Regions from separate parts of the Homo sapiens genome. Here all the other regions are linked to region 1. The links are chromatin contacts, found by Hi-C or POLR2A ChIA-PET in ENCODE. All regions are on one chromosome and are shown on one strand. Each heading gives the region's core, a stretch centred on a gene start or an enhancer-like site at or near the end of the contact. The rest is flanking DNA. Distances are from core to core; before and after follow the strand shown. Region 1 has its middle 47 kb from the start of LINC01503. Region 2 overlaps PTPA (protein phosphatase 2 phosphatase activator). Region 3 overlaps LOC105376292 (a long non-coding RNA gene). Region 4 overlaps LOC105376289 (a long non-coding RNA gene). Region 5 has its middle 62 kb from the start of LINC00963.

Region 1 (6,076 bases), core at 1,182-3,681:
CTGCCGGGACACTAGTGACGGCGGTGATGATGGCGATGACCCTCCTCTGGTGGTGGCAAATGAGGGTGATGAGGCTCAGCCTTGCTGCGTCCAGGGGACTTCAGGAGGGGCTGGGAAAGCCCCTGGGGGAGCCAGAAGATCAACCCCTTCTCTGGGCCATTGTGTTTCTGGATAATGGGTGGAGGTGGGAAACGAGAAAGGTGCAGGCGCTTGAAGAGCAAAGGCTCCTCCTAGAGCCGCTTCTCCAGCCTGCTGCAGCCAGGCCTGGGTTCCCCATGGCAGCTCCCCCTGCCCTCTCCACGCCAGTCCTGTGTGAGGCATGCACTTGAAATCAAACCCAAATTCCCCTCTGCAGCCTGCATGCCCCTCCTGGCCTCTGCTCCTCTGCTCAGCCACACAGCACGTTCTGTCCCTCAGGGCCTTTGCATAGGCCTGGGGTACTCTGTCCCCGGGCTCCCTCCTCCGGGAGGGCCTTACTCCCCATGCGCTCCCATCTGTTTACCTGGCTCTTCGTGTCTTCCGCATGTGGCTGAGCTCCCAGCGCAGTGGAAGGCTCTCAGTAAAGATCTGTGGGATGGTAGGGGCGGAAGGGCGGTGGCCCTCTCTCTGGCTCCCCGGATTCCAGTCCTCACAGCCCATTAGTAAGCACCTACTGTGTGCCAGGGCCCAGCCCAAACTAGCCAGTGGGGTGACCTTGGGCAGGTGGCACCACCTCTCAGACCCCTAGTCTGTCCATCTTTAGCATTAAAGGAGGCACAAGTCCCCGAGGGCTCCCCACTTTGGTTTTTTTTTTTGTCTTTTTTTTTTTTTTTTTTTTTGAGATGGAGTCTTTCTCTGTTGCCCAGGCTGGAATGCGGTGGTGCGATCTCGGCTCACTGCAGCCTCTGCCTCCTGGGTTCAAGGAATTCTCCTGCCTCAGCTTCCTAAATAGCTGAGATTACAGGTGTGTGCCACCACACCCAGCTAATTTTTGTATTTTCAGTAGAGACAGGGTTTCACCATGTTGGTTAGGTTGGTTTCAAACTCCTGACCTCAAGAGATCCACCTGCTTTGGCCTCCCAAGTGCTGGGGTTGCAGGCGTGAGCCATGGCGCCCGGCCCCTATTTTGATTTTGATGGTGGGTCTAGGCTTTCTGCAACTGGGCAGTCTGCAGAGCTCTGTGGGGCCTCTGGGGTCTGCAGCTTCCTGGGCACCCCCCAGACTCCCATGTGGCTGCCTTTGCTGAGAGCACCCTCCCTGCTTCTCCTGGTGCCTCCAGGGGACACCCCCTGGCTCAGGCCTCCTTCAGAGCTGTCCTCACACCCCATTTTGATTGTTTACCCCTCTGTCTCCCACTGGGCTATGACTGGGACAAGGCATTTTCTTTTTGCATCCTAGCTTAGTTGGGGACACCCTGTGTGGCCAAGTGTCCCCAGGCTCACCCAGCTGAAACAAGATCTGGGAAGGGTCTGGCAACCCTCCCACCAATAGCTTCCCAATGGGAAGAAGCCACACCCTTCTGTGTCTGTTGAGAAGCTTTGGGGCTGTTTACTGCCCACCAAGCTCTCGAAACTGTGGCTCTCGAAACCCAGAGGGAAGGGGAGCCTTATCACTAGTCATGGCTTCTGCTTGATATCTGTCCAAAAGGCCTGACTTCATCAGCCAACAGGCATCCCAGCCTTTTCTGTTAAGTTGGGGTCTGTTTCCACACTGAGAGTCCCTGGGGGGCCTCTGGAGTGGGGATGCAGGCATGGCAGAGCACTAGGTGGGCACCCAGCTTCTCAGACCTCTCTCTTTTCCCACCCAAGCTCCAGGGGCAGAAAACAACCCACACCTGCCAGAAACCTGACCAGGCTGCAGAGCTGGAAAAGCTGGTTTAGTGCAGGGAGGGTGGGGGCAGGGAGGCGGGCAGGGTGAGCCCTTCTGAGGCTGCCAGGCGCTGCTCACATCAGCCGACTGGCCGTTGGCCTCTCAGGACTGTCACTTGGAAGTTCCTTCTCCAAGAGATGGCTATTGCCAAAGTCATCTGTGCAGTGACCACTGCAGGGCCTGGGCGCTCCCGGGAGCCGCAGCGCAGGGACAGTCCGTGCAGACGGGTGGCGGGGGAGGCGGGGGAGGGCAAAGGCCTCCACTCTGCAGGTAGCCCGGGCCTGGTGGGCGAAAGGACTCAAACGCCAGAGCTCTCTGACCCTCGGCCGCCAGGGTTCAAGGCTGGGCCCAGCCGCGCTTTGCCGGGGTCCAGGGCGTGAAGGATCGTGGGGGACCCGATGGATCCTGGGGCGCCCGCTGGGGGCCTCGCGCGGGGACCTCCCGGCTGCTTGAGAGGCGGAGGCAGCAAGAAGCAGGAAAAGGAACTGGGGGGACGCGAGCGAGTGGCAGGCCCTCCTCGGTGGCCGCCGAGCGCGCGCCCAGCTTGGGGAACGCGCTGCCTGCGCACCCGGGCGCGCCCGGGAAGGCCGGCTCGCTGGCACCGCGTCAGTTTCCGAGCTGTCTGTGCATGTCTATTTCTTTCACTAGAGGTTGCTCACTTTCACTTCTTGGTTCCTTTCGCCTCCTCTGACGGCTCCGGGAGCGTCTGTGCGCGCGCGTGTGTGCGTGCCCGTGTGCCCGCGCGCGACCGGCGACCCCGCCCCGCGCCCCTGTCCCTAAAGGGAAGGGCGTCCCGCCGGGCGTCGCGGGGCCTAAATGAACATGGGAACCTGCGCTGGGGAAGGCCCGCCAGGCCCTGCTGGCCCAGGAGGCCCGGATTACAGCCCAGTCTGCGTCGCTGCGGGCAGAAGACCGCGTTCATTACCGGTGCCCCTCGTCCCCACCCACTTCTCTCTCTTTCTGGGTCTCCAGACAACCTTCCCGGAAGCTGCAGCTACTTCTTCTGACTTGGACTGGGGGTAGGGTAGGGTAGGGGGCGCTTTCTGCCACCCCTTTCCCCCATCCCAAGGAAACCGAGGCCAGTATGGACGGGGCCTTGCTCCACTGAACAGGAAGCGACACCCTGAAACTTTTGCTTGAGCAAGTGAGGTTTGGATGGGACCGAGAGGGACCTCCGCAGCTTCTCCCCTCCTCCCCACCCACTCCTTACAGTTCTTTTACACACCCTGTTCCTGGGCCCTACCTCAGGGCCTTTGCACGAGCTCTGGGCTCCAACAGGCCAGAGACCTCTATTCCTCACTAATTGACCTTAGGCAAATTCCTTAACCTCTCTGAGCATCCATTTTCTTGGCTGTAAGATGGGCTCAGAATAAGATGTTTGAGGGTTCAAGGTGATGACCAATACAGAGCACAGGACCAGGCACTTAGGGCAGAGCAAAGGACATGCGTTGGGCCAGGGCAGTTGTGGGGATTATACAGACGCTTCCCTCGCCTGGGGTCCCTCCACTCTCTCCAGGGAGCCTCTTCACCTTCCACCCACCCGCAGTCCTCAATGGCTGACTTTCACTTGGTACGATTCCCTGCCCCAATCCCTGCTGTGAGGACCATCCGGTGGAAATAGAAAGAGGGCCAGGTCTGAAGGCTGGAGAGCTGGGTTCAAATTCTGGCCAGTTCTGTCTGGCTGTGTGATTATGTGCAAGTTGCTAGGCCTCTCTGTGCCTGAACTTTTTTCTCTGTGAAACTGAGGCAGAAGGCTGCCTGGCCTGCATCTCAGGGCCCTCAGAGGATGAAGCAGAGCGCGGTGGGATGTCATTCCAAGCAGTGAAAAGCCTCAGACAGAAGCATGTCGCCACTGTCATTTACACCCGTCCTTGCAGCATGGATTCAGGCTTGAGGAATCAGCTTGTCAACCCCATCAGAGAGGTCCCTGCCTCCTGTGCTAATGGGAGGTGGCTGGAAGGCCACTTCCAAGAAATTTGCAGCTTGATGGGCTCTACCACTCACATGTAGCCTTGGACATCAGTTCCAACAAGGAGGGTACTTGAGGCACGGTGACAGCCCCAAAAGGGAGTGTCCTGGGAAAAGAAGCAATGTGTACTTCTCCAATGAGTAAGGCCTTGGCCAGGGACCATGGTGCGACCTTCCTCAACCCTGCCACCCGGCACCGACATTGACTCTCCCTCACCCCACATACTCCCTCCTGGGCACCAGCCCCCGAAAGGACCCAATGTAGTGGCTCCATCCAGATCTCCCATGCCCCTGTATCAAAGCTGCCATCTTTCCCCCAAGTTCACTGCTCCTCAGTTACTGACGCCATCACCCACCCGATTCTTCAAGCCGCAGGCTCATGGTCCACTGGTTTTCTCAAGACAGAAGCACTGACATTGATTTTGCTATATGCGTACTGTAAAACCACAGACGATATAAAACATGTGCATTGGAGAATGAAAGTTCCCTCATTATATGCCCTCCTGAAATCGCCACATTTCACAGTTTGGTGAATTCCTGTATCAGTTTAAACTCTGTGTTACAACAGACAGAAAATCCAACCAAGATAGGAAATAATGGGCTCATGTAAGGAAATGATGCAGAGGTGATAGTGGGTTTCAGGCATGGTTTGATCCAGAGGCTCATGATGCTGTTGGGGCTCTGTCTTGGCTTCTCTGCAGTTCCCGTCCCTTTGCCTTCCTAACAGTATCAGCTGGGCCCATTCAGGGTGGTGCAGTGACTGCTGGGGTCCCAGAGAGTCTGTCCTCAACACTGCACCATCAGGCACAAGATGGATTCATTTGCTCCTGAGGATAAGTGAGGAAATCTGTTTCTCAGAGGTGCGCTCATCCACTCTGGGGAGGGTCAGAGAAGACTTCCTGGAAGAGGCAAGGCCTAACCTGAGTTGGTGTCTCCTCCTTTACATATGCAAAAGCAAAGTCCCCTTTCACCTTTATGAAACTTGGAGCTCAGAAGTGTTAAGCGATGGGGTTGAAGAGGCTGAAGTGACCGTAGGGCCGTGTGCATGAAAGTCAAAGGCAGATGGGGCTAGGCTGGAGCACCAGGCTGTGTGGCCTCAGGAAAGCAGGACCTGTGGAACAAAGGCACACGAGCCTCCGGATTTATTAGGAGGGATAGGCCCAGCCCCCAAATGCACTCCAGGATTTGTTTATATTATTGTTATTGGAGGCTTTGTCATTATTGCCACTTCAATAGAGCCCTCGGCACAGTGCCAGGCACCCAGCAGGCACTTAGGATGTAACAGCTGGGATCCTGGCCAGGCGTGGTGTCTCACATCTGTAATCCCAGAACTTTGGGAAGCCAAGGCGGGTGGATCACCTGAGGTCAGGAGTTCGAGACCAGCCTGGCCAACATGGCAAAACCCCTTCTCTACCAAAAATATAAAAATTAGCCAGACGTGGTGGCAGATGCCTGTAATCCCAGCTACTCGGGAGGCTGAGGCAGGAGAATCACTTGAACCTGGGAGGAAGAGGTTGCAGTGAGCTGAGATTGCGCCATTGCACTTCAGCCTCGGCGACAAAAGTGGAACTCCGTCAAAAAAAAAAAAAAAAGCTGGGATCCTGATTTTCATCCCCAGCTCCCTGGGGCAGAGCAGGCTGTGGCTGGGCCCACCTGAAACCCACCCCTCCGGAGGAATGACAACCTTCACCATTAATGAGCAGACAAAATGTGCCATGGGACAGGCTCAGGCAGAGCCAGTCTCCCTGGCAGCGTCCTTCCTGCACATCCCCTCACTCTCCACCCCCACCTCCCAGAGGGAGGGGGATTTCCAGGCTGGGGTAAGTCCTCCTGCTCCCTCCATCCATCTGATCCTGGCTATGCGTCTGGCTGTCCGGCCATCCTTCTTCTTCCCTGGCAGACAAGCCATTAAGCACCGGTCCCCCAAAGCACCGGCCTGCAGCCTCAGCACCAAGTGCATTTGCTGCCATTAGCAAGAAGCCCCGGCCAGGCTAGTCTGGTTTAATGCACAGCCCACTTCATCCCTACTCCCTGGGGACTGCTTGTCAAAACTCCATCCATTGAGGAATAACAGAGCCTGAGAAGAAAAGATGGGGGCTCCAGGACCCAACATGGACAGTCGTGTAGGTTGCTCACTGCACAAGTGGAGCTGCAATGCAGCCAGTCCTCCACTTGCCAGGCTGAGGGCCCTGGCACAGGCTGCATTCTGCACATGAGGCGGTGCCCTTTTCTAATCCCTTCCAAGGTGCTATAGGGGAAG
Region 2 (6,076 bases), core at 2,454-4,953, 240 kb before region 1:
GCACTGATGTGGATCAGTTACCCAGAGCTCTTAAAATCCCCATTGCGGGCCCCAGTCTAGCAGTGCTGCTGCAGCAGGCCTGTGACGGAGCCCAGGAGCAGTGCTCGATGCTTCACAGGTGGTTGATATGCAGCCTCTGATAATATAGAAGGTTGGAACCAGAAGAACCTAGGAGATAACCTGCTGGGACTTGTGTTAGCTTTCAGACAGGCCAACTGAGGCTGGAGAGGCTGAGGCCCTGCCCAGGGTTTTACAAGTTGTCAGGAGTTGATGGCACCAAAACCCACCTTCCTAATCAGTGATTTTTTATTTATTTATTTGTTTATTTTTTTTGAGACAGGGTCTTGCTCTGTCGCCCAGGCTGGAGTGCAGTGGAGAGATCTCGGCTCACTGCAAGCTCTGCCTCCTGGGTTCATGCCATTCTCCTGCCTCAGCCTCCAGAGTAGCTGGGACCACAGGCGCCCACCACCACACCTGGCTGATTTTTTGGATTTTTAGTAGAGACGGGGTTTCACCGTGTTGGCCAGGATGGTCTCGATCTCCTGACCTTGTGATCCGCCTGCCTCGGCCTCCCAAAGTGCTGGGATTACAGGCGTGAGCCACCGTGCCCGGGCCCTTAATCAGTGATTTTTATGCCTTTCCTGAGCCAAAAGATGGCTGAGTGTTTGTTGGGGGAAATAAAGCTACATTATTGAAATTGAGACCAGTTAACACTCTTCAGTGGTTATTTTGGGGTCTCCTTGTGCTCCCAGTGGCCGAAAGGGTGAGACTGTCTTTTTACTTTTTGCTACCTTCCCTTTCCCTGTCCTCCTGTGCAGGTACCTTGAGGTTATGCGGAAACTCCAGAAAACATACAGGATGGAGCCAGCCGGCAGCCAGGGAGTGTGGGGTCTGGATGACTTCCAGTTTCTGCCCTTCATCTGGGGCAGTTCGCAGCTGATAGGTACTAGAGCGGGAGGTGCCTATCCCTCCACCCCCAACCAAGGCTGCGTTCTGTGGCCCTCCCCTGCCCCTCCTGCGCTCCCTCCTTCCCTTCTTCCTGCCCAGGGCAGACAGTGACAGCTTGGAAAGCAGGGCATTAGACCAGCTATTGAGGGAGGCTGTTTACTGTCGACCTTCTGCTGTGAGAGCCCGTGTGGTGGGCTGGAGGAGGCGGAGGCCAAGCGCCACCAAGATAATGGGAAGTGACATGGGCTGGAGCAAGGGCGCACGCCTGGTGCATAATGGACTGGTGTGAAATGCGCCCCAGCTCCTGGCAGCAGCTGTGGGGTTTTATGTTGAAAATGAGGGACCCTTTTGATTTGGTGACCAGTGTCATCCACTGTTATTATCGAGCTGTGTGCAAAGGGGCCCGTTAGGGAGCAGCCGCCAAGTGCTGGGTGGTGGGCCTGCTTCCTGTGGGGCTCAGAGAGGCCTGCTCTGGTGACTCCCCAACTCTTGAAGCTAGTTTTCAGGATGGGCGTAGGTGATCATCTCTATTTTGATGAAGAATGAACTGCCTACAGACTGATATTCATAAATGACCATTAGTTGTGGCCTCGGGTGCATTGCCTCCCCGAATCTTCTCAGTGACACTGCGAAGGGTCTGCCAGCATGAAGCCGGCTCTGCTGACTGGCACCTGCACCAGGCACCATACTGAGTGCTGTAGGTGTGGTAATTGTTGTCATGGCCCCTAGGAGGAGGTGCTCTTCTTGTCCCCAGTGTCCAGGTGAGGAAACTGAACCTTGGCAGGCTGAAGTCATGCGTCCAACGCCATGCAGCTAGAGCTTAGCACATTAGAATACACAAACCCAGAGTTACTTATTGCTCCTTCAAGGTGAGGTGTTGAGGGCACCACGGGCAGGACTGAGGCCCCTGGGGGGGTGTGACTGCTGGGCCGGGTTGCCCAGGTAGTCGTGGGGCCTGGTTCTGAATGCTGGGGCCCATTCCTTTTCCCAGACCACCCATACCTGGAGCCCAGACACTTTGTGGATGAGAAGGCCGTGAATGAGAACCACAAGGACTACATGTTCCTGGAGTGTATCCTGTTTATTACCGAGGTGAGGAGGAGGGGTGAGAGAGAAGCCCATGGCTGCCTCCAGGCTCAGATGAACCAAGGCTGGTGGCCTTACAGTGGATCAGAAGAGCCAGAGCTGCTGCCCAAAATGGCAGGGCCGGCCGGAGCGGGTTATTGAAAAGGAAGCACCACTGGGCCTCTTCCGAAAGAGCCGCTGCTGACTGTCAGGTCCTCCGCCCAGTTCTCCTTCAGTTTCTCCTGAACACCACAGGAGTCTTGAGATGAGGGTCTAAGACTTGGTCACTAACTGGCCTTGGTGACTGCTGCAGCAGGTCTGAAAGGGTCGGGGCGGGCGGAGGTTTGTGGGGGAGGGTCAGCATCTTTCGGTGGGGCCCCACAAGGGTCTGTAGAACCATGTGCTGTGGATGTGTAAAATGAAACCACCAGAGGAGATGGAGCGAACTTCTGGTGCAGACAGCTTTTCTGTCGAAGGGACACGTCTCTGTCAGTGCCTGAGGACGTGGGCCCGAGCAAAGTGCTGGAGTGGGAGTGCGCAGGCCTGGCCTGTGGTGGCAGTCACTGGATAGCCAGCCCCACGGCTGGGTTCTGGAACTGGAAGTTATTGTCTCACCAAGGCAGGATTCCTTGCAGTGGGCCCTGGACCACTTGTGCGAGATCTCCTAGTGTGTTTGTTAAAACGCACATTCCTGGGCCCTCCATCCCAGCTTATTGCATCAGAATCTTAGGGGACAAGAGCCAGGAACCTGCATCTAAACACACGTGCCAGGCGACTGCACAGGAAAGCTGGGGACCCTCTGCTCTCTGGACCTCTCTTGAGGGAGGTGTTAGGACTTCTCATCCTCTCTGCCATCCCCATGCCCCAGTTTCCAAAGGGCGCCCTCGCTCAGCTATCTGGAGAGGGTTTGAGAGTTCTATCCCTCCTCAGTCCCTTTCCCGACACCAGCACGGATGTCTGCTGCCTCAGTGAGGTTCCTAGCAGGCCTGTGGATGCTGGCCACGGGGGCTGCTCTCCGTCCGGGCTGTGTATTCTGAGCCCCCGACGAGGTGGAGAAAGCTGGGTTATAACCAGCAGCCTTGGCTCCAGGCTCTTCCTGGTCAACATTCGGCTCAGGCTTCTGCCAAACTCCAGAGGCCAGAGGGGAATGACACATTTTTTCCAAGTCAGCAAATGGAGCCGGGACTGACGGCTGGGCGGCCACCACTTCATTCCCGGAGATCTGCTGCCCTCAGCAGTGTGGCAGGCCCAAGGTCGGGAGGACTTGGGGGCAGCCTGGCTCACTGCCTTGAAAGCCAGTCACGCGCTGCTCTCTGTGGAGTGGAATGTGGGGGTCTGCGGAGCCCTGGGGGACCTCAGGATAAGCTGGAGGAGCAGGGTGGGAAGAAGGGTGCAGATGCCACACTGAGTTCTTGGGTGTGGCTGAAAGGCTGAGCTGTTTGGGCTCCCCCGGCGGCTGGCCAGGCCTCTGGGTCCCTGTCGGTATTCTAACTAGGAGGCATGCCAGGCCTGGCCTCCAGGATTTTGGGAATTGATTCCATGGTAAAATTTTGTCTTTAGTTGGTTGGTTGATTTTGTTGGTATAAACACCCCAAAAGCTTTTCCAAAGTTTGGGACCCAGTTCCTCCAGTAGAGGAAATCTCAAAGTAGCCACTAGGTGGCAGGAGAGGCACACTGAACTTGGAGAGGGTTTGGTGACATTTATTTGAGGCAGCAGAAGGAACAGGGAGGGGAGGGCGTGCCTAGAGTTGTTGGCTGTTCCGCACCTTCTCCACAGGTCCGGGTTTTCACTTTGGGTCTAGGCTCTTGGGCATGGTGTTCAACAGTAGACCCTAGGAGGAGTGTGCCCAGGAGCCGGGGTGGCTGCAGCAAGGGCCCATCTTGCCACGTGGCCGCTGGTTGCAGCACACGTTGTGTTGGTTCTCCAGAGCGCCCACCCTCTTCCACCTCGGAGCAGTGAGCAGCATTTTGCAGTCCCTAGTTGGTGAGTGGCCTGGCCTAGCTCACTGGGGACCTGGAGGCTTGCATGGAGTTCTGTACGCCTTGCTTGGGAAGGAGGCAGTGTTTCCTCTGGAGACCCTGGATTCACCATGGTGCTCTTTTAACTGGGAGATTAACTAAAACACCGAGAACTTGGGAGTGGAATCAGGCAGCCCTTTCAGGGTCTCATGCCAAGACTGCCCTGATACCCGTGGGCATCCTAGGTGAGGGACCCCACCTTGCAGGGCCTCTACAGCCTCTGTAAATGCAGCCCTGGCGCCTTTAAGAGCCCAGGGCAGGCAGGAAAAGAATTTCAGTTTCAATCTGGCTTCTAAATTTGGAGTTTTGGGAAGGGAGGGATCAGATTTCAGCTGGAAGGGAAGGAGCTGACAGGAAGGCGCTGTGCAGAGCCTCCCCACCCCCGCCCATCCCCCCAGTTACTGACAGAGGAGCCATTTACAAAAGGCCGATTCTCTGGGGAGTGGAGAGGCAGGAACGCAGCGTCTGTGAGTAATTTCCTGCTCAATATGGCTGCTCTGACTCACACGATTCCCCTGGGGTCACTGCGGGCTGCAGCTCGCTCGCTCATTCTGGTTCTTTCTCTTCTCCCTTTGTGGCTAGAATGAGCTAATTTTTTCTTTGTCTTCCAGCCCCGATTCCTTTTTCTCCCACTCGTCTGTTTTCCTTTGCCAGAGTTACAGGCAAAGGACTGTAACCTCCCTGAAGGACTTAGGGAGACCCTGGGGTACTGAAGGCCTGGGGGCAGCCTGCAGCCCCTCCAAAGAAACTACCTCTCTGGCCTTTCTGTGTGTAGGGGCCCAGGGCCACTGGAGCTCCAGGACATGGGCCTAGCCCTGGCTCTGCCAGAGGCCTTTTGAGGATCTGTTCTTTGGCCCTGGTAGGCGAGGCTGGCCAGGAGGCAGGGGCTCTTGTCTTCCAGTGCCCATCTGCCTGCCTTTGCCTCGGAGCCCTTGCCGGGCAGGCCCCTGGCAGACAAAGCCGACAAAGCCGACAGGGTGCCTCCTGGTTGCTTGCTCAGAGGGCCCTGTCCAGAGAGTGAAACTGGTTACACAGCTCCATGCTCCCTGAGCTTTCCTGGGCCTGGAAGTGTGCACAGGGCTGGAGCCTGCAGACTGGGGAAGGGGTGGGGTAGGGTGGGGAGGTGGGGGAGGGGCTGGGGGTGGAGTGTGGTTGAGCAGGGCAGTTGAAACAAAGCTCCCCAGAGGTGAGGCCCCTGTAGGCTCGGGGTGCCTGGCTGCCCTCCTGGAGGAGAGAGCCTGGGGTGATTCTGAGTGAAGCGAGTGGTCCAAGACAAGGCCCCCAGGGACCAGAGTGGGCTTTGTCTCTGTTGGGTGCCTCGGGCTCTTGCCTGGCTGTGGTGGAGCCTGGGAGAGAAGAGGAGGGGAGGGAGGAGCCTGTTGTCCTTGCTCCTGAACATGGGTGTTTGGATGGGCTTTTTGGGAACCTGGGCCAGGGGAGGGAAATGAGGGGGATAAAATGACAGGTTTTTTTTGACTTAAATCTTAAAAGTTTTGTCACAGTTGCCCTTACTAGAGAAGTAAGAGGCCTGCCAGGAGTGGGTCACCAGGTGGCAGCCCATGGCTCAAGAGTGGGGGCTCCTGAGGGCTCTTGTGGTGAACTGATGCCCCTTTTTGGAGAGCGTTTCTGGCTTATCTTTTCTCCTTCAAAAAATAACCCAGTCTCCCCTGACACCCGCATGTTTCTAGAACCTTCCAAGTCTCTGTTTCTTTGCCAGATTCAGCCTCTTTGCAGAGTCTTCCTTCTGCAGCATGGGTCTGGGGTACAGAGCCCTGTTCCCCTGTAAATGCTGCCTATGAGCTGGGGGGCTGTGTCGAGGGGAATTATGAACTGCTTGGTTAATAAATACAAATGTGCTGGACTTGCGGTGTCAGGGGGATATGCTCAGGCACACAGGCGTCCCTCTGTGGTTTCTGACGTCATGGGAACTTCATGCTGGCTGCAGAATCTTTCTCTTCCGTCCTGGAGGGTCAGACTCTTTGGCAAGAGGGAGGACCAGGAATGGAGCCGTCCTTGTGCCTGCCTCTTTCAGCTGCTGTGGCGG
Region 3 (6,076 bases), core at 2,019-4,518, 200 kb after region 1:
GGCATGGTGGCTCATGCCTGTGATCCGAGCTCTTTGGGAGACCAAGGCAGGAGAACCACTTGAGCCCAGGAGTTTGAAACCAGCTTGGACAGTGATGGGCAAACCCCATCTCTACAAAAAATAAAAAAGTTAGCTGGATGTGGTGGTGCACACCTGTAGTCCCCAACTATTTTGAAGCGAGATCACTTGAGGCCTTGAGGCTGGGAGGTTAAGGCTGCAGTCAGCCATGACTGCTCCACTGCACTCCAGCCTGGGCAACACCGTGAGCCCTGATCTCAAAAATAAATAAATAAACAAATAAAGATGCTCCCAAGGGTGCTGGGCTCTGTTGGCCCAGGCCTGTAGTCCTGCTCCCTTGCCAGAAGTAAGAGCTGGCCTAAGGGAGAGCTGAAGCTTGCTCTGACGGGGACTCCTAAGTCCCTACAGATTCTGCAGATTCTCCTAGGGATCGGTACCTCCTGGTTTGGGGAATGGTCCCAGGAGCTGATCAGTTGGGCCGCACTAGGCTCTGGACCTCCCTTCTGGGGGGAAGAGGAGGGGACTCCAGGGCCTGGGACCAAGGGCATGTCCAGGGAGCTTGGAGCAGGGAAGCCCTGCCCTGCCCTATACCTGCTGAGCAAGAAGCAAGAGCAGAAGGACTCTTGCTCCCTCTCTGAGCCTCAGGGGTCTGTTAGGAAGGTGGGGATACCCTCAAAGCCTCCCTCCTGGGTCCTGTGGGTCAGTGCAACCTGTTGAGCATGCCCTGCCTATTTAGAAGAGGCAGGGACGCCAGGGACAAATCTTGTGCTAAGCAGACATGGGCCTTCATGGGGCTTCCATGGTACCATGAAGACAGCCATGGCCCTGCCTGGGTCCTGGAGAGAAGGGGATGAGAAGGAGAGCTGCTGCTCGCTTGCAGCTCAGCTGACACCCAACACAAGCAAAAAGATCTTTCTGCTTCCAAGGCACTGAGACACGGAGGTTGTTCATTACCACAGCACAATCCAGCAAGAGGTGACCAACACACTCTCCCCAGCTGCATCTAGTTGCAGCTGGTGCACTCCCTGTAGGCCCTCTTTCTCACTTCTGTCTGCTGTTAGGGACTCTACAGCCCAGGACCCCAGGCTGGAGAAATCAGCAAGCTAGTTGATTTCTCCCTCTCCCTCAATTTCCACAATTCTTCAGTTGCTGGGGTCACACGACTCTGCAGTCCAGAACTCCTCCCCCTTAGCGATCGGCTCTTCCCCAACCCCTCCCCAACCTCTCTTCCCTGCAGCCCGAGAACTCCCTGCTTGCTGGGCATAGTGTCTGCACCCCAATTATGGGAGCAGAACAGAGGTCCCTCACCTGGGGTATGCCATGAGTAGAACTCAGGACATTCATGAACTTGGATGGAGAAAAAAAAAATCCCATCTCCATTTTCTCTAACATCTAACTACAGTGTAGTATTTCCTTCCATGATGATCATACCCAGCAAAGCCAGAAGTCAGTGGTACCTGCGGCACTGTTACCAACAGAAATCACAGCTGTCTTCTGATCACAACAAAGCTGGTGCAGATTTCTCAAAATCTCACTCATCACTCCGTTGCAGACCCGCCGCCACATCTTGTTAATGCTTAGTAAAGAGGCACATTTATTATCACATCACAAATGTGATTTATTTTTTCTTTTCTTTTTTAGATGGAGTCTCACTCTGTCAACCAGGCTGGAGTGCACTGGCGCAATCTCGGCTCACTGCAGTCACCTCCTCTCAGGTTCAAGTGATTCTCCTGCCTCTGCCTCCTGAGTAGCTGGGATTACAGGTGCATGCCACCACGCTCTGCTAATTTTTGTATTTTTAGTAGAGACGGGGTTTCACCGTGTTGGCCAGGCTGGTCTGGAACTCCTGACCTCAGGTGATCCGGCTGCCTCAGCCTCCCAAAGTACTGGGATTACAGGCATGAGCCACCACACCTTGCCACAAATGTGGTTTTTAAATGTGGTTTTTAAAAATATCTTGATAGCCATATTTCCAGTGACTCGGTTTCCTGTGTAATCCTACGTATTTGTTATGCATGTACAAAGAAGACAGGGCATGAAGGTGTCACCAGATGCCACAGCAGCCCACAGCACAGAAAAGGTCACAACCACCTACTTCAGAGAAAGGCACTGGGGACCTTGGCTATGTGGACAAGAACCAGGAGCTTGGGCTTCCCAGGCACAGCAGGGAAGCCTGCAGGGGCCTGACAGGTGGATAACCTAGTGCCCAAGGCAGGGCTGGGTGGAGGAGAGAGTGGCACCCTCTGATTGTCTGAGGTCTCTATCTCTAGAGGACAGTACCACAGATTGGAAGCCAGGTCTTTCCAGAGTCCCTGTGACCTCCTCTTTCTGCATGAAACCCAGATTGAGTAGGAAAATGTCCCCAGGAGGAAGCAGCCACTGCCCAAGGGAGACAGCTAGAGACTCGCTGGGCAGGCTACATCCCTGGGCTTCTCTCGGACCCGACAAGAGCCTGTCCATCCCTTCACCTCCACTAAGATCAGGGCACCCCAGGAGTCTCGGCAGGGCCACCCCAGGCTCTGCTCTGCCCTGGAAAGGTCCTCGTTTCACACTGACTCAGTTTCAGTTTTGGAAGGAGGTCAGAGGTTGCCTCCATGTCCCTTCTCCCCACTGGTTCTCTGGAACCCTCCATCATAGATGTCCCTGCCCTTCCTTCCCTGCTCAGGAGCAAAACCCCCAACCCCCAGGAGCTGGTCTCTCTAAGTCCTCTTGGATCAGGCCAGGCTCAGCCCTGGAGGCCACAGCTCAGGCCCTGAGCCAGCCCAAGGGGCAGGGCGAGGAACCTACATTGTTGTGTGCCCAGCCCCTTTAAGGGGCCCATACGGACAAGAGCAAATTCAGTAGGTTGCGTCATCCACTCTATAGTGATTAAACAGGGATGGTGGAGAAGTAGAGAAGTGTCAGCTCTGGAACCAGGTGGCCCTAGATTGAAATCCTAGCTCTGCTATTTACCAGCCAGGTGGCCTTGGATAGGTGATTTGACCAATACCGTTCCTCCGTTTCCCCACCTTGAGTGTTATTGCAAGGATTAAATGAGTTACTACAAAGTAAAGTACTAAATACATATCAGCTATTATTATTATTACTACTACTATTATTATTATGAGCCAGGAGATGGGGACTGTGACATAGGCTGCTGGTCTCTTCTCTCCTCTTCCATAAGAATAGTTCACCCCATCCTTAGCTGGGTGTATGGCCACCTGGCCCAAAACTACATTTCCCAGCATCCCTTGCTGCTAGATGTGACCATGTGATCAAGTTCTGGCCAATGAGATGCCAGGAGAAGTGGTTTGGCCCACTTCCTGGGAGTTTTCTTTAAAGGACAGGGGCAATGCCTTCTCCTTTTCTTCTCCTTTCTGCTGACCAGAATGTGAGCATGGAGTCTGGAGCAGGAGCAGCTGTTGTGCACTGTGAGGTTGAAGCCGTGTGTTGAGAATAGCAGAGCAACAAAGCAATAGGAGCTGGAGCCCCTAGGGGCCATGAAGCCCCTACCAGCCCTGGACTGCTTAGATTTACTTGAGCAAGAAATAAACCCTTGATTGTTTAAACCGGTGTGATTTGAAGTCTGCCCTGTTGGAAGCACAACCAGATCCTCTTTAACGAGGCACAGCAGAGAGTAACATGCACAGCCCCTGCCCTCTGGGAATCACTGTCTAGTTGGGGAGAGAGACAATAATCATGTAAACAAAGAAGGAAGTCGTGGTGGTTATGAAAAGAGCTATGAACGATGGGCCAGAGAACGTGGTGGGGAGTGGAGGAGGCATGGACCGACCCTGGGAGGACTCTTGAAGAAGGAGGCAGCTAGCTACCATCTAACTGGGAAGAGCAGGGAAGAGTGTCCCTGCAAAGGGAATGAAGGAGCACAGAAGGAGGCCGCTCAGCTCTGTGATTCAGAGCACAGGCCTCAAGAGTCGGGGGTCCTGGGCCCCTGGCCTGGCCCTGCCTCTCCCCCGGTGTGGGACCTGGGCAAGCCACTCCCCTTCCTCTCTCTGAGGCAAAGTGCTCAGCAAGTTCCTGACACATAGTAGATGTTCAACGAGAGATCATGGTTTTGGGTGGGGTGTGGTGGCTCACACCTATAATCCCAGCACTTTGGGAGGCCTAGGCAGGCAGATAGCTTGAGCCCAGGAGTTCAAGACCAGCCTAGGCAACATGACAAAACCCCGTCTCTACAAAAAATACAAAAATTAGCCAGGTGTGGTGGCACAGGCCTGTAATCCAGCTACTCAGGAGGCTGAGGTGGGAGGATCTCTTGAGCCTGGGAGGCAGAGGTTGCAGTGAGCTATGATTGTGCCACTATACTCCAGCCTGGTGACATAGCAAGGAAGGAGAGAAAGAAAGAGAAGAAAGAGTGAGAAGAGGGAAAGAAGGAAGGGAGGGAGGGAGGGAGGGAGGGGAGGGAAGAAGGGGAAAAGAAGGAATAAAGAAAGATTACTGTTTTAGAAGACACAGGTGAAATGTGAATGAAATCAGAGATGGGGTAAAGCCTGGGAGGGTCTGTTAGGTCTTTATAGCAGAGGGAGCATTTAGATTGGGTCCTGAAGGTTGTATAGGAGTTTTACTAAGATAGTGGGAAGAAAGGATATTCTAGGGGAGTGGATCACAGGCCCTTTCTATTCCCCATCCACTTTGGGGCCGGCCCCATCCACCAGGCCTCTTCAGATCCTAGCTTCCAATTTCTGTTTCTGTCTCTGGCCAGTCCATTCAAGGTGGGGTCTGAAATCCAGGTTGAGATGTTCTTCTAACCCCAACTAAGCCCTCCTGCTTTTTTTTTTCGTTTTTTTTTTTTTTTCTGGTGGTGGAGGGAAGGGGACAGAGTCTCACTTTATCTCCCAGGCTGGAGTGCAGTGGCACAATCTCGGCTCACTGCAACCTCTGCCTCCTGGGTTCAAGTGATTCTTCTGTCTCAGCCTCCCGAGTAGCTGGGACTATAGGTGTACACCACCATGCCCAGCCAATTTGTGTATTTTTAGTAGAGACAGGTTTTTGCCATGTTGGCCAGGCTGGTCTAGAACTCCTGACCTCAGGTGATCCGTCCACCTCGGCCTTGCAAAGTGCTGGGATTACAGGCATGAGCCACCGAGTTTGGGCCCTCCTGCTTCTTTGGGTCCCATCCTATGAGTTTCCTCAACTGGGGGATGGGGACACTGTGGTCTGGATTCTATTGGTGCCCAGGTCCTGCAAGACCCCGCTTAACCAGGGCCCTAGCAGACCCCCTGCCACCACTTTACCTCTGCCACATCAAACTGCCCTTCCCTCAACAGCAAGCCCTTCTTCTGTCTCCCCTCATAAAAGCCAGCTCACAGTTCCCACTGCCCCCTACTCTTCCCCTCCCTCCACTCACTCTCCTTAGCCCTAACCTTTGCTTTCAGCTCAACCATGTCACTTCCTCCCAGAAGCCTTCCCCTGATGTCTGTGGCTGGTTTAGGGCCTTTACGCTGAGCTGCCTGTAGTCTCACCATCACAGCACATATTTGTGGGTGTCTTTGATTCATGTCTGTTTCACTATACAGTGAGCCTATGCACAGAGGTATCCACAGCATTAGCACAGGGCTATACATAGTAGGTGCTCAGGAAGGAAGGAGGAGACTTAGTCCAGCCCTCCAGGAAAGATGAGAAAACCAGCTGAGAAGCTGGGCCCAGGTGGGTCAGGTCTCCTGTCTGCTGCCCCCAGGGGGAGCCCCCCATCCGGCCTCCCCTCTCCCCTCTGCCTGCTGAACCTGGCAGTGGAGTTGGGTAGGAGTGGGGGAGTGGGAGTTGGTGGTAGGAGCTGCAGATAGAATCCCCCAGGGAGGCAGAGGCGAGAACGCTGAGCTCCTAGATCTCCAGAAGAGCTACAGCTGGCAGGGAAGGAGGCGGATGAAGCTCACATCTGGTTCCACCCACCCAGGCTGTGGCTCCAGTGGGCAGCACCGCCCTCCCTGCCCCAGGACTAACCCCTGCCCCCCTCTTCCCTCCTCCCCACACTGTCTGCCTTCCTGGGGAGGCACAGCTGCAGATTTAGCCGCAGATTCGTATGTGTGCATACAGCCCAGTTGTAGGTGCTGTGTGCGCATCA
Region 4 (6,076 bases), core at 1,604-4,103, 180 kb before region 1:
CGGCCCAGCCAGTGCAAAGGTCCTGAGACAGGAATAAGTTCAGTGTGATCAGAGAACTAAGAGAGGCCAGCGCAGTGGCGGGCACGCAGTGAGCCCCAAGGAGAGTGAGAATGCAAGTTCTGCAGGGGTTCCTCGTGAAGGGCTGGCTGTGTAGCATAAGTATTACGTTCATTGTAAATAAAGAAACTACTAATACAGGGGCTTATACAGACAGAAGATTTTGCTTTAGCCAATGATAAGCCTTCGGTGGGTAGTCGGGTTGGTGTAGTAACTTACAGATGGCACGGCCACCCCTGCTCTATCTTCCCTTTCACTGTCTTCAGTGTGGAGGCTGTGTCCTCACAGTTGCTGCCTCATGGTCACAAGATGGCTGCGGCACCTCCGGGCCTCACATCCATGTTCCAGGCAAGAGGAAGGAGAAGGAGCAAAAGGCCGAAGAGCAAAGAGTGAGAGGGCCTTTTCCTTGCCAGCTCCATCTCTTTATTCAGAAAGGGAATTGCTCCTCAGGGACTTTTGTTCTAACTTACTGGCTAGATCTGGGTTACATGGCCACCTTGGACAGCAAGGAGGCTTGGAAAATCGAGGTTTTCTTTTGTTTGTTTGTTTTGTTTTTGAGATGGAGTTTTGCTTTTGTTGCCCAGGCTGGAATGCAATGGTGCAATCTCGGCTCACTGCAACTTCTGCCTCCCGGGTTCAAGTGATTCTCCTGCCTCAGCCTCCTGAGTAGCTGGGATTATGGGCCCCTGCCACCATGCCTGGCTAATTTTTTATATTTTTAGTAGAGATGGGGTTTCACCATATTGGCCAGGCTGGTCTTGATCTCCTGACCTCAGGTGATCCACCTGCCTCATCCTCCCAAAGTGCTGGGATTACAGGCGTGAGCCACAGCGCCTGGCCCCCAGAAAATCAAGTCTTAAAATTTTGCTGGTCTCTATAGTAGAAGGAGGAAAGGGAGAAGAGCTTGGGTTGACTTTTGGGGTGCAATCCTAAAGGCCTGCAAAGGCCCGAAGGAGGGAAGGCCTTGGTGAATTCTGGGGACAGAAAGCCCCAGGGGTCAGGGGCAGGGGTCAGGGTGAAGAGTGCAGACTTCATCTGGAGGACCGCAGGGAGCCATGGTGCGTTCAGATTTGCTGAAGCTGCTATTTAAACTGAGCACTGGAGACACGTCACCGAGGGAGGCCCATTCCCTGCTCACCTCAGAGACTTGACGGGGGCATCCTCAGGGCTCCGATGAAGCCCTGATTCCTTGGAGAAAGGCTTGCAGCCCCTCTCCTTCCTGGATTGCACACCTCCAGCCCTGGCAGCCTGTCCCCTGGTTGGCACCCAGCAGCAGGCCACAGATGGCTTCTGGCTGTCCCATGGCGTCGCATCAGGGCATGCAGCGGATAGTGACTCACACTGGCACCTCTTCTGCTTGGAAAATGCCCTACACATCCATCATCTTTGGTTTTTCTGCTAGAACGATGGCATGAGGTGGGTGTATTTTTCACTGATGGGGAACAGGCAGAGACGCAAGCTCCCTTGCTTGAATGAGGACTGTGCTCGCCCTGCAGACTCTGGAAGAAGGGCTCCATGCTCAGCCCGCACTGGGCATCTCTGCCTGCCTGCTCAGGGTAGAAGGGCCACTCTCTTAGGGATGATTCAAGGGTCTTGGAGGCCCTATGCGGTCAATCTTGTTTTCCTGCCACATCAAGGGAGTGTGCAATTTTCGAGGCCCCGAGCCCTGTGTTTTCACTGAGGGCAGACATAGGGCATTCGCTGTCTTTGCCCGTGGAGCTGTTCCTCACACTAACCATGCAGGGCTGGGTGGGAGACATGTATGGGGGGTGGGGTGGGGTGGGAGGGGGCCAAGAAGACATGTAAGACCCGGGGCCCTGTCCTTGGGAGTTTAACATCTGGGTGGGCCTCCTTGGACCAACTTCCTCTGATCTGCTTGTGACTTCGGGAAAGTCCCTTCCTGTCTCTGGGACAATTTTTTTTTTTCTTTTTTTTTTTTTGAGACAGAGTCTCGCTCTGTCGTCAAGGCTGGAGTGCAGTGGCATGATCTCGGCTCACTGCAACCTCCGCCCCCTTGGGGCAAGCGATTCTCCTGTCTTAGTCTCCCAAGTAGCTGTGACTACAGGTGCGCACCGCCATGCCTCCCTAATTTTTGTATTTTTAGCAGAGACAGGGTTTCACCATGTTGGCCAGGCTGGTCTCGAACTCCTGGCCTCAAGTGATCCACCCACCTCGACTTCCCAAACTGCTGGGATTATAGGCACGAGCCACCACGCCTGGCCTCTGGGCCAATTTCCTCATCGGTATAATGAAGGGGTTGGCAGGGCTAGTTCTGAATTTTCCCAACCCACCCATAAAATTCACCCTTCAAATTCTAAAGATTCCATTCCGTGGTCTAACTCTGTGTGTCTGTCCTTGGTTCCAAAAGTCCCCGTCCTTGTGGCCCCTGTTGTTTTGGACCCATCACAGGTAATTATGTATTTGTGTGATTAAACATCCCTGGCCTGTCTCCCTGCCTGGGCTGTGTGCTCAGCAAAGAACCATGCCTGTCTCTGTCTTTGTCCTTTAAGAGATCAGCACAGGGCCTAGCGCATAGTAGGTGCTCACTAAATACTGTAGCAGCTGGTATTGTTGGGAAATGATGCTGGGAGAGGCTGCTGCTGGAGAGAAGGGAGCCACCGACCGCCCTGCAGGCAGTCAGCGCCCTCAGTCCCTTCCTCCTCGCGGGCCGCAGAGGCTCCCCTTTCCCCGAGACGATAAGAATGCCCAGACGCCCCAAAACCCAGGCCGCGCCCCTCCGGGTAGAACTACAGTCCCCAGAAGGCCGCGAGGGGCGGAGCCACCAGCGCCCGCCCCGCCCGGGCCCGCCATGCCGCACAGCATCATGGGAGTTGTAGTTCAGGCCCTGTCCCCCGGGCAGCCGCTGGCGCGGACGTTCGCGGAGCAGCCCGGCGCCCGCGCGGCTCACGGGGCCCTAGGACCCCTCCCCTGGGGGACCTCCACCCTCCGCAGGCCTTTTGAATTAATCCTACTGCGCCGGGGACCCCAGGACAGTTCTGTCGCGTACTCCCGGGACCCTTTAAGGGGCGGGGCTGGGATCCTGCCCCACCCTTGACTCCCCCACCCTCCTCTCTCAAACATCACCCCGGGCGCTTTAAAACGCTTGATCTCGCTGGAACCTTTTCGGTCTCCGTTAGCCACACCTTGATTGTCGAGTGTGTGTCTGGCCCTTTGGGGACAGCGCTTAAAGTCGGGGTGGGCGGGGGAGGGGATCACCGACATTCAGTCTTGAGTGACACACCAGATGACCCCACCGGAGAGGAGGAGGGTGGCACAGGGGCCTGACGGACCTGGGGTATGGGCAAGGCTTCCAGGGGCCGGTGACATTCAGACTAGGCCTGGGTTGGCCAGGGCAGGAGCAGGGAAGGGTGTTCCAGTCAGAGGGAACAGCATGAAGGAGGGCTTCGAGGCTTTAGGGGAAGCAAAAGAAGGCCTGGGAGGCTGGCAGGCAGAGAACGGCTGGGGAGGGGCCGCTGGGAGGGGTGGAGAGGTGAGTAGGGCCCGTGGGAAGCACCTGGCGAAGAGTGTTTCTGATCCCCAAATCCAGTATGCGTGCCGGGTTCTCGGGCAGAGTGGCCAGGCGGAACGTGACCAGGGTTCAGTGGCAGAGCCTGGAACCAGCCTGGGGGTCCTGCTTCTCAGGCCCCGGCGTGTCCTTAGGGGAAGGGGAAGGAGACTTCCCAGGGCAGGGCTGCAGCAAGAGCTGGCACAATGCCATCCTCAGGGGGCACAATGCCCCCTCAAATCCCAGAAGCAAGGGGTTTGAGGAGGGAGTATGGGATATATGGGGAGGAGCAACATCCCTGCTGCTTGGAGGGGGAAACTGAGACCCTCACAGATTTTTGCTGAGTGAGCTTCTGTGAGGTCCAAGAAAAATCTTTTCCTCCCCGGCCTCTAGCTGTCAGGAGCCCGCCATGAAAAATAGGGGAGGGTCATTTTCACACCCTCCCCCATTCCAGATGTGGCAGGAGCAGGAAGGATTTGTGCCAGATGTTGGGGTCTGCGGGCCCAGCAAGTTGCCTGGGGCTCTGCTATTGAAAAGTGAACCTTAACTGGGTTGGCTGCGCTAGCGGTGATGGCCGTGAGATCCTGGGGGATGTGCTCCGTGGCCCTGGTCATGTCTGAAGGGAGAGGCAGGGAGCCCAGGCCTCACTGTCAGCAGCACCTGACTTTTGCTTCCACGGTCACCCTGGCAGATCCTTCTCAGCCTGCTTGACTCAGGGCATGACTTCCCTGCCTGGATCCCAGGCTTCCTACCCTGCCCCTCGGGCCCCTGGACTTCTCCAGAGTGTTCTGGACACGAGTGGTCCAGCAGAAATGAAGCTCCTTACCCCACTGAAAACGTCGGGTGTCTGTGCCCTGGGTGAGGATGGCACCCAGTGTGGCCTCATCCCCCAGATCAGAGGCCTGGCTCTGCTGGGGTTTGTCTTTGATTAATAAAAAATGGGGAAGCAAATCAATTAGCCCTTCACAAATGCAACTCAGATGGCAGGAAAAAAAATCTCTCATGATGCTTGGGGGCCTCTTCTTCACAAAAAGATGGGAACACACAGAAAGTGTTGGCCCGAGACCCCCGCCTCCCATCCTGATGGGAACTGCACACGTGCTTGAACAGGGAGAGGACACTGAATATGTACAGATTAAAAACTTAGGGTATGTGGGGCCATGGGGGTGCGGGGAGGGGTGAGGGGGGCGTTTGTTCTTCAGGAGCCCCTTCTCCACTGGCAGCCCTGGCTCCTGAGGACCAGGCACAGTCTTCACCTCTCTTCACCTCTTTGATTGAATTTCAGGGTCGATATTCTGGAAGCCAAGTGGTTTCTCCAGATGTCTGCTGGCTGTGTTGGAATCTCTGGAACGCTGGCTAAATGCAGATTCCTGGGCCCTCTTGCTCTGACATCCTGATACGTGGAATCCAAGGTGGGGCCCAGGAGTTTGGATTCTTTTTTTTTTTTTTTTTGAGACGAAGTCTCTCTCTGTCGCTCAGGCTGGAGTGCAGTGGCGTGATCTTTCACTGCCAGTCTGCCTCCCAGGGTCAAGCGATTCTCCTACCTCAGCCTCCAGAGTAGCTGGGACTACAGGTGCATGCCACCATACCTGGCTACTTTTTTTGTATTTTTAGTAGAGATGGGGTTTTGCCATGTTGGCTGGCCTGGTCTCAAACTCCTGACCTCAAGTGATTTGCCCACTTAGGCCTCCCAAAGTGCTGGGATCACAGGCATGAGCCACCATGCTCAGCCAGGAATATGGATTTTTAAGCAGCTCTTGAGGTAGTGGTGGTGGGCACTGAGTGGAGACCACTGCTCCAGAGTGGCGGGCAGCAATGGAGCCTCGAGCTCACAGCTCTGGAGTCTGCCAGATCGGGGTCCGGTCCCAGCTCCACTCTGACTGCAGGACATCTGTGATGTCCCCTTTCTAATCCTTGGGTCCTTGTCTGCAGAATGGTGATAATACCAGCCTCCTCAAGGGGTGCAGATAGAGAGCATGCTGTTCAGTACTGGGTAGCTGTTATTATTACTTTTATTGTTATTGGGAGGGAAGGAGGAGGAGGTGGCTGCTTTTGAGTTTTTTGTTTGTTTTATTTTTATTTTTTGAGACAGAATCTTGATCTGTCACCCAGGCTAGAGTACAGTGGCACGATCATGGCTCACTGTAACCTCTGCCTCCTGGTTTCAAAAGATTCTCCGGCCTCAGCCTCCCGAGTGGCCGGGACTACAGGCGTGCGCCACCACACCTGGCTAATTTTTGTATTTTTTGTAGACATGTGATTTCACCATGTTGGCCAGGCTGGTCTCGAACTCCTGACCTCAAGTGATCCACCCACCTCGGCCTCCCAAAGTCCTGGGATTATAGGTGTGAGCCACTGCGCCTGGTCTGCTTTTGAGTTTTTTGATTGCTGTGGAAATGCCTCTCAATACACAGTATGGGCGAGGTGCCCTTCTCCCTACACGCAGGGAAACCTGCGCCCCAGAATCAGGGCCTCATCAGAGCTGGAGACTCACCCAGGGCCTAGGGGTGTGGC
Region 5 (6,076 bases), core at 1,122-3,621, 170 kb after region 1:
TGGAGGAAGCCTGGCAGCAGGGGGGTGGGGGAGCTTCTCACCACTGCCCACTCCTTGCTGCACGTCTCTTGGGTCCACCTTGGAGGGGGTTCGCAGCTCACAGTTAAGAGCTCAGACCTGGGTGTCTGGCAAGGCTGGCTTTGAGTTCCAGCTTCACCGGTGACTGACTGCGTGTCAGCAGCTCAGGCCCTGCCTTTCAGTCTCCTCATCCATAGAAAGGAATGTAATGAGTACCAACTCCCTAGGATTGCTGGGAGACAATACCTTTAAGCTCATGGCATGTCCTAAGTGCCAACTCAGTGCCAACTGTCACTTTGTGATTGGCTGAAGTTTCCAGGGCTCACGGCCTGGAGAGGGCCACTGGCTCAGGGACAGAGCCAGAACCAGATCTTGAGGTCCCAAGGAGTGATGTACATGCAGCAGTGAGCACAGGCTGTTCCTGGCTGCCCTGTCCCCTCCCCACTTGCTACAAACCTTTCTCTGAGAAGCCCAGGATCTCACGGAGGCTCTAAGATCTGCAAGGGCCCGACCCATCTCTGGAAGAACCCTATGTGACAGGCCTCCTTCCCTCGTCTGCCCCTTCCCAGGCTCTGCAAGGCCAACTCTCCCAGAAGGCAGCAGCACGTCCTGCCTGCTGCTTTGCTGGGCTCAGAGGAAACCCTGTCCCAGCCCGCCGGAAGGTGGTGACTTCCCGGGCTGCTGTGTCCAGAGGCAAGCGGCCAGGCTCCACCAGGACCCGTGAAACAAGAACTGGAGCCTTGACCCTGGTTGGTCTGAGTGTGTGTGTGTCCTTGTGGAAGTCATGCTTTGGACCTTTGCCTTTGGCTCCCTGTTTGTTCCTGGAGTGCCATGATACACCCACCAGCCCTGGCCCAAATCCCCCTGCCTCCTGGACACTTAGCTCAGGCGTCTCAGCTGAGGCTCCCTCTCTATTTATGCACTGGGCTCCAGTATTTGCAGGCTTCTTTTAGAGCCTTAATAGTAAACTTTCCCAACTGGGGCTCACACCCATGGTTGTGCTTGAATGATAGTGGTCTGACATGAGGGGGTTAGAAAACTCGGTTATTCTCTGATGATGCCTGCAGGGCTGCTGGGGAGTCTGTCTGCTCAAAGGCATCGATTCTAAGGACTCCAAATGGACCCTCGGTTCTTGTCCAGTCTCTGTCCTCGTACTTCCTTCCATGCTGGAAGCTTACTAAAAGGGACCGTGTATGCCAAGAGCTACTGGTGTTATCTCCTTAAACCCTCCCAACCTAGCCCCATGAGGTGGCGCCGACTGACAATTCTATTCCCATTTGACAGCTGGGCCAGCTGAGGTTCCAAGTATAATTTGCCCAAGGACACACCCAGCCAGGAAGTGGAAGGGCGGAATTTAAACCCAAAGCTACTGACTGGACTCCAGAGTTCAGCTTTTACCCTCCTCCCTGGGCAGCCTCCACTCTGCCTGCCAGGGCCTGAGTTCTCAGAGGGCAGGGGCTGTTTCCGGCTCAGCCCAGGTGCCGTCCAGGGCCCAGTGCAAGGCCCAGGACCTGGCTGGTATCTAGGTGGCACCGAATGCATTCAGTCTACTGACAGAAGCAATACAATGTGTGTGCGTGACAGAGAGGCTGTCAGACACACAGGAACAGAGGGAGAGGAGAGAGAGAAAGAGAAAGAAAAATAGGAGGAGGCTCACGGGGTAGGCCGGTGTCTGGTCCAGAGCCCCTCAACCCACAGCCCAACCAGAGAGGAGGACCCCCGGTGCTGGAGAGTGGGACACCCGAGCCTACCCGCGGTGCTGGGCCCTACTCAAGGCTGTAAACCAGAATGTAGAGGTGGTAATAGGGAGCCGCAGATGGTCCGGGAGCAGGGGAGTGACGCAGTGCGGTGCCCACACCACCTGATTGGGTGCAGAAGACACCAGCCCAATCCCACGAGAGCTGGGCGGACCCGGCGGACCGCGAGGGAAGGAGGGGGTGGGCGCAAGTGGCAGCCCTCCTGCCCGTGTCAGAGCCCACGCGACCGCTCCAGGCGGGCTCGTTCTCGGGGGAGAGGGGACGGCCAGCGGGAGCGGCCGGACTCTGGGATTTGGGGAGGCCGTGGGGGAACGGTTCACTGGCCTTCTGGGGCGGAAAGCGGGCGAGGCGACCCCCAAGAGAGCCCCGGCCGGGACGCGCGGACCCCAGAAGCTCGGGCGGGGGCGCCCCTCGGAGGAATGTTTCCGGGGCCCGGACCGCGCCGCCGCCGCAGCCTTTCCTCCCTCTCCCCGCCCGGCTCGCCGGCCGCCCTCGCGCCCCCTCCAGGGCCCCCTATCTTCCCCCACCCGAACCCCACATCACTGCCCTCCGGGCCGGCTGCGCCCAGGCACTTGGTGCAGATGTAACCTCTCCGCGGGCCCCGCCTCCGCCGGGAAGCCGCGCGCGGTTGCCAGGAACGCGGCAGGCGATCGGAGCTGGACGGCGGCCCGGGCATCTCGGCACTGGCGGCGCTCGGCCCTCCTGGGCGGCCCTGGCCCGGCCCTCTCCCCACTGGCGCCGCTGCGCTTGCTCCGATTCCCTCCGCGGGGCTGAGCCTCTCCACCGCGCCCCTACCCTCCGATTCCGGTCTCTTCCGCTGCCTCGGATTCTTTCCCTCCTGTGTTCCCGCTCCTCCCCGATCACCTCCTACTCGCCCCCTTTCCTTCTGGAGCAGAGAGTACAAGAAAAGGGGTTCATCCACCCCACTCTTCGCCAGCCCGCTGTGGGGTGGTTGGGGTCCCCATGTCCCCCTTGGTAACACCTTCCCCACCGTCTCCCCAGGATCTCAGGAGCCCCCTCTCCCTCAGACAAACAGATCTTAAGCTGGGCTTTGTGGATGACCTTGGGTGGGGGGTGTCCCTGAAATTCTGTGTCACATTTGGGGTGCATTTGTCTGGAGAGAATCCAAACATTTCATCGGTTTCTCAAAGACACCAGTGGTTAAGAAAGGTTAAAAAAAAAAGCAGTCCCAGGTCGGGCGCGGTGGCTCACGCCTGTAATCCCAGCACTTTGGGAGGCCGAGGCAGGCAGATCACTTGAGGTCAGGAGTTCAAGACAAGCCTGGCCAACATGGCAAAACGCCGTCTCTACTAAAATACAAAAATTAGCTGGATGTAGTGATGCGCACCTGTAATGCCAGCTACTCCGGGAGGCTGAGGCATAAGAATCACTGCAGCCTGGGAGACCGAGGTTGCAGTGAGCTGAGATCTCACCACTGCACTCCAGCCTGGGCGTCAGGGGGAAACTGTGTCTAAAAAAATGAAAACAGGCCAGGTGCTGTGCGTGGCTCACAACTCTAATCCCAGCACTTTGGGAGGCCAAGGCAGGCGGATCACTTGAGGTCAGGAGTTCAAGACCAGCCTAGCCAACATGGTGAAACTCCGTCTCTACTAAAAATACAAAAATTAGCTGCACGTGGTGGTGCATGCCTGTAATCCCAGCTACTTGGTAGGCTGAGGCAGGAGAATCCCTTGAACCTGGGAGAAGGTTACAGTGAGCTGAGATCAAGCCACTGCATTCCAGCCTGGACGACAGAGCAAGACTGTGTTTCAAACAAACAAACAAACAGAACACCACAGCCCCAGTGATGCCTCCCATGCACCTTACTAATCTATGCAGCACTTATTTATTGAAGACCTACTATGCTCCAAGTGCATTCTAAGCCCTAGGGCTGCAGCTAGGAACTCTAGACAAGGACCTCACAGGAGACAAAGGGGTCATGACAGGTGCTCTGGGGCTGGGAAGGAACTGGGGAGAGGCATGAAAAGGAATGACAGGTGGGCTTCACCCAGGGCTGAGGTGTGGGGTGTCTCTGAGGACTTCACAGGGGCACTGGCACCTACCTGGCCTGCCCCCAGCCTCCCCACTTCCAGAACTTACCTTAGGAGTGCAGCCCTTGCCCACTCTGTTCCCACAGCTATGGTAAATAGGACTCAAAACATACTTGGGCCGGGGGGGTGGAGGTCCCCAACTCTACCCCACCCTCTGCTCTCAGTGAGCTGAGATCGAGCCACTGCACTCCAGCCTGGAGTAGGTAGAGCCCAGAGTGGCCCAAAGGTCTGTTATATGGAGACAGGCTCCAATTTTGAGTCTGTGTTTGTTTTATCGTTAAGAACAACAGCTAGCATGTATTGAGCACTTTCTATGCAGCAAGCACTGCAGTAAGCATTTTTTGTGCCTTTATTCACCACTTGAGCAAGTTTTCTACAGAGCCCCTCCCCTTGCCAGGCACTGTGCCAGATGCTGGGGCTATGCAGTGGGGAGGCAGACAGGCCCTTGCCCTCATGGAGCTCACAGACTGGTAGAAGAGACAACAAATGAATTCAGAACGAAGCGCAGCCTGTCATAAGGACCAGAAATGAAATCAGCGAGGTAATGAGATGGACAGCAACCAGCCAGCAAGGGAGGACGGGGCGGCTGCTTTGGATAGGGGTGGTGTCTTGGGCTATAACAAAATGCCTTAGACTGGGTCATTTATAAACAATAGAAATTTATTTCTCACAGTTCTGGCGGCTGGGAATTCCAAAGTCAAGGCACCAACAGATTTAGTGTCTGGTTAAGGACTTGTTCTCTGCTTCCAAGATGGTACCTTTTAGCTGTTTAGCTGTGTCCTCACATGGAGGAAGGGCAAAAAGGTCCAAGCAGACTGCTTCAGGCCCTTTCTTTCTTTTTCCTTTTTTTTTTTTTTTTTTTTTTTTTTTTGTGAGACAGAGCCTCTGTTGCCCAGGCTGGAGTGCAGTGGCAATCACGGCTCACTGCTACCTCTGCCTCCCAGGTTCAAGCTATCCTCGTGCCTCAGCCTCCCAAGTAGCTGGGATTACTGGCGCCTACCACCATGCCCAGCTAATTTTTGTATTTTTAGTAGAGGTGGGGTTGTACCATGTTGGCCAAGCTGGTCTCAAACTCCTGACCTCAAGTGATCCTCCTGCCTTGGCCTCCCAAAGTGCTGGAATTATAGGCATGAGCCACCACGCCTGGCCCTCAAGCCCTTTTTTAAAGGGATTAATTTCCTTTGTGAGGGCAGAGCCCTCACCACCTAATCATCTCCTGAAGGCCCTACCTCTAGTGCATTGGGGATTAAGTTTCAACGTGAATTTTGGAGGAACACAAACATTCAACCCATAGCAGGTGGGCAGGGGGCACTGGAGCTGAGACCTGAGGGTGAGAATGAGCTGGTCTCTCCAAAAGCCAGGAAGAACTTCAGAGGCAGAGGAACAGCCTATGAAAATGCCCTTGTCATTTTCACAAAAATCTTGTCAGGTGGATACCAGTACTGTGCCTGTTTTACAGATTAGGAAATTGAAGCTCAAAAAAGTGAAACTCCTTCTTGGATGGAGTCACCCCTCTGGGACCAGATGGAGCAACCCCTGGAACCCAGAGCTCCCCTCCCCTTTTCTCTGCCCCCTTTCCCCGACTTTGATCCTAAGAACTGGCCAGCAGGCCCTCTGCAGGCAGCAGTGTGTGGCAGTGTGCAGGAGAACGTGCTCAAGTCTGGATCAGGAGGCCTGAGTTCTAATCCTGTCCCTGCCTCTCCCAAGCAGGGTGATGTTGGGTGATTCACCTACCCTCCCTGGGCCTCAGTTTCCCTTCTGTGTCATCACCCCGGCTAGCTTAAGCAATAAGCATATCCTTATCCTAAGAATAACATACGGCATGCCTCTCACAAGGTCACAGTCCAGCAAAGTCAAGGACATAGAGAGCTTAACAGACGATGCACACCCAGAAAGTGCTTGATGTAATCTGATCATAACTGTCATCCGATTAAATCAAGTGTTGTTACAGAAGTGGTTTTTAACCTGGCAAAAATGAGACAGGGTTTTTTGTTGCTGCAGGGCATCAACGGAAAGGGCAAGAGGGGTTGCCTTCTGGGTCTAGCTCTGTCACCCAGGCTGCAGTGCCATGGTGCAATCATGGCTCACTGCAGCCTCGACTTCCTGGGCTCAAGCAATCCTCCCTCCTCAGCCTCCTGAGGAGCTGGGACTACAGACGCATACCACCATGCCCAGCTGGTTGTATTTTTTGTAGAGACGGGGTTTTGCTATTGCCTCAAACTTTTGCTAAAGGGTGTCTGGCAGCATGGC

The links. Hi-C counts contacts between places; a loop is a spot of excess contacts on that map. ChIA-PET counts read pairs that join two places held with the same protein, here RNA polymerase II (POLR2A). Pooled maps may share reads with other maps.
Region 2: a loop to region 1 is called in a map of B cell, with 21 times the contacts of the local background. The contact joins two enhancer-like sites. A Hi-C loop is called at or near these places in 3 of 168 maps with a recorded cell type or tissue (B cell, mammary epithelial cell and naive thymus-derived CD4-positive, alpha-beta T cell), 6 of 37 single-sample maps with no recorded cell type and 15 of 50 pooled maps. POLR2A ChIA-PET finds 5 or more read pairs at or near these places in 7 of 52 experiments (H1, MCF 10A, activated B cell and 4 more).
Region 3: a pooled map shows a loop between it and region 1 (4-fold over the local background). The contact joins two enhancer-like sites. A Hi-C loop is called at or near these places in 1 of 168 maps with a recorded cell type or tissue (ovary), 1 of 37 single-sample maps with no recorded cell type and 6 of 50 pooled maps. POLR2A ChIA-PET finds 5 or more read pairs at or near these places in 7 of 52 experiments (A673, B cell, CD4-positive, alpha-beta T cell and 4 more).
Region 4: a pooled map shows a loop between it and region 1 (7-fold over the local background). The contact joins two enhancer-like sites. A Hi-C loop is called at or near these places in 1 of 168 maps with a recorded cell type or tissue (gastrocnemius medialis) and 9 of 50 pooled maps. POLR2A ChIA-PET finds 5 or more read pairs at or near these places in 3 of 52 experiments (PC-9, RWPE1 and WTC11).
Region 5: a loop to region 1 is called in a pooled map, with 2.6 times the contacts of the local background. The contact joins two enhancer-like sites. A Hi-C loop is called at or near these places in 2 of 168 maps with a recorded cell type or tissue (CD4-positive, alpha-beta memory T cell and naive thymus-derived CD4-positive, alpha-beta T cell) and 10 of 50 pooled maps. POLR2A ChIA-PET finds 5 or more read pairs at or near these places in 1 of 52 experiments (PC-9).

The regions. Positions count from the first base shown.
Region 1 is chr9:129,381,265-129,387,340 of GRCh38, forward strand. No RefSeq gene overlaps it. Among named protein-coding and RNA genes, the nearest start is that of LINC01503, 47 kb to the left of the region's middle. RefSeq lists silencers at 2,193-2,412, 2,563-2,682. Within about 2 kb of position 2,432, at least 34 of the 41 ENCODE cell types and tissues checked have a DNase peak (open chromatin) inside an H3K27ac peak, as active enhancers do; they include A673, B cell, PC-9 and 1 more, where a contact is called at or near this core.
Region 2 is chr9:129,135,653-129,141,728 of GRCh38, forward strand. PTPA (protein phosphatase 2 phosphatase activator) reads left to right here. Exons shown (of 10, transcript NM_178000.3): 7 at 819-943; 8 at 1,940-2,040. Among named protein-coding and RNA genes, the nearest start is that of PTPA, 27 kb to the left of the region's middle. RefSeq lists enhancers at 2,836-3,463, 3,932-4,021, 4,094-4,721, 4,142-4,191, 4,482-4,641 and 2 more and a silencer at 5,242-5,291. Within about 2 kb of position 3,704, at least 41 of the 41 ENCODE cell types and tissues checked have a DNase peak (open chromatin) inside an H3K27ac peak, as active enhancers do; they include B cell, where a contact is called at or near this core.
Region 3 is chr9:129,580,988-129,587,063 of GRCh38, forward strand. It overlaps LOC105376292 (a long non-coding RNA gene), which reads left to right. Exons shown (of 5, transcript NR_188669.1): 4 at 1,660-1,781; 5 at 3,386-3,566. Among named protein-coding and RNA genes, the nearest start is that of C9orf50, 37 kb to the right of the region's middle. RefSeq lists enhancers at 2,787-3,344, 6,005-6,076. Within about 2 kb of position 3,269, at least 6 of the 41 ENCODE cell types and tissues checked have a DNase peak (open chromatin) inside an H3K27ac peak, as active enhancers do; they include A673, where a contact is called at or near this core.
Region 4 is chr9:129,200,083-129,206,158 of GRCh38, forward strand. The region is part of intron 1 of LOC105376289 (a long non-coding RNA gene); the gene reads left to right. Among named protein-coding and RNA genes, the nearest start is that of IER5L, 25 kb to the left of the region's middle. RefSeq lists an enhancer at 2,708-3,002 and a silencer at 2,756-3,165. Within about 2 kb of position 2,854, at least 29 of the 41 ENCODE cell types and tissues checked have a DNase peak (open chromatin) inside an H3K27ac peak, as active enhancers do; they include PC-9 and gastrocnemius medialis, where a contact is called at or near this core.
Region 5 is chr9:129,547,965-129,554,040 of GRCh38, forward strand. No RefSeq gene overlaps it. Among named protein-coding and RNA genes, the nearest start is that of LINC00963, 62 kb to the left of the region's middle. RefSeq lists an enhancer at 151-651. Within about 2 kb of position 2,372, at least 26 of the 41 ENCODE cell types and tissues checked have a DNase peak (open chromatin) inside an H3K27ac peak, as active enhancers do.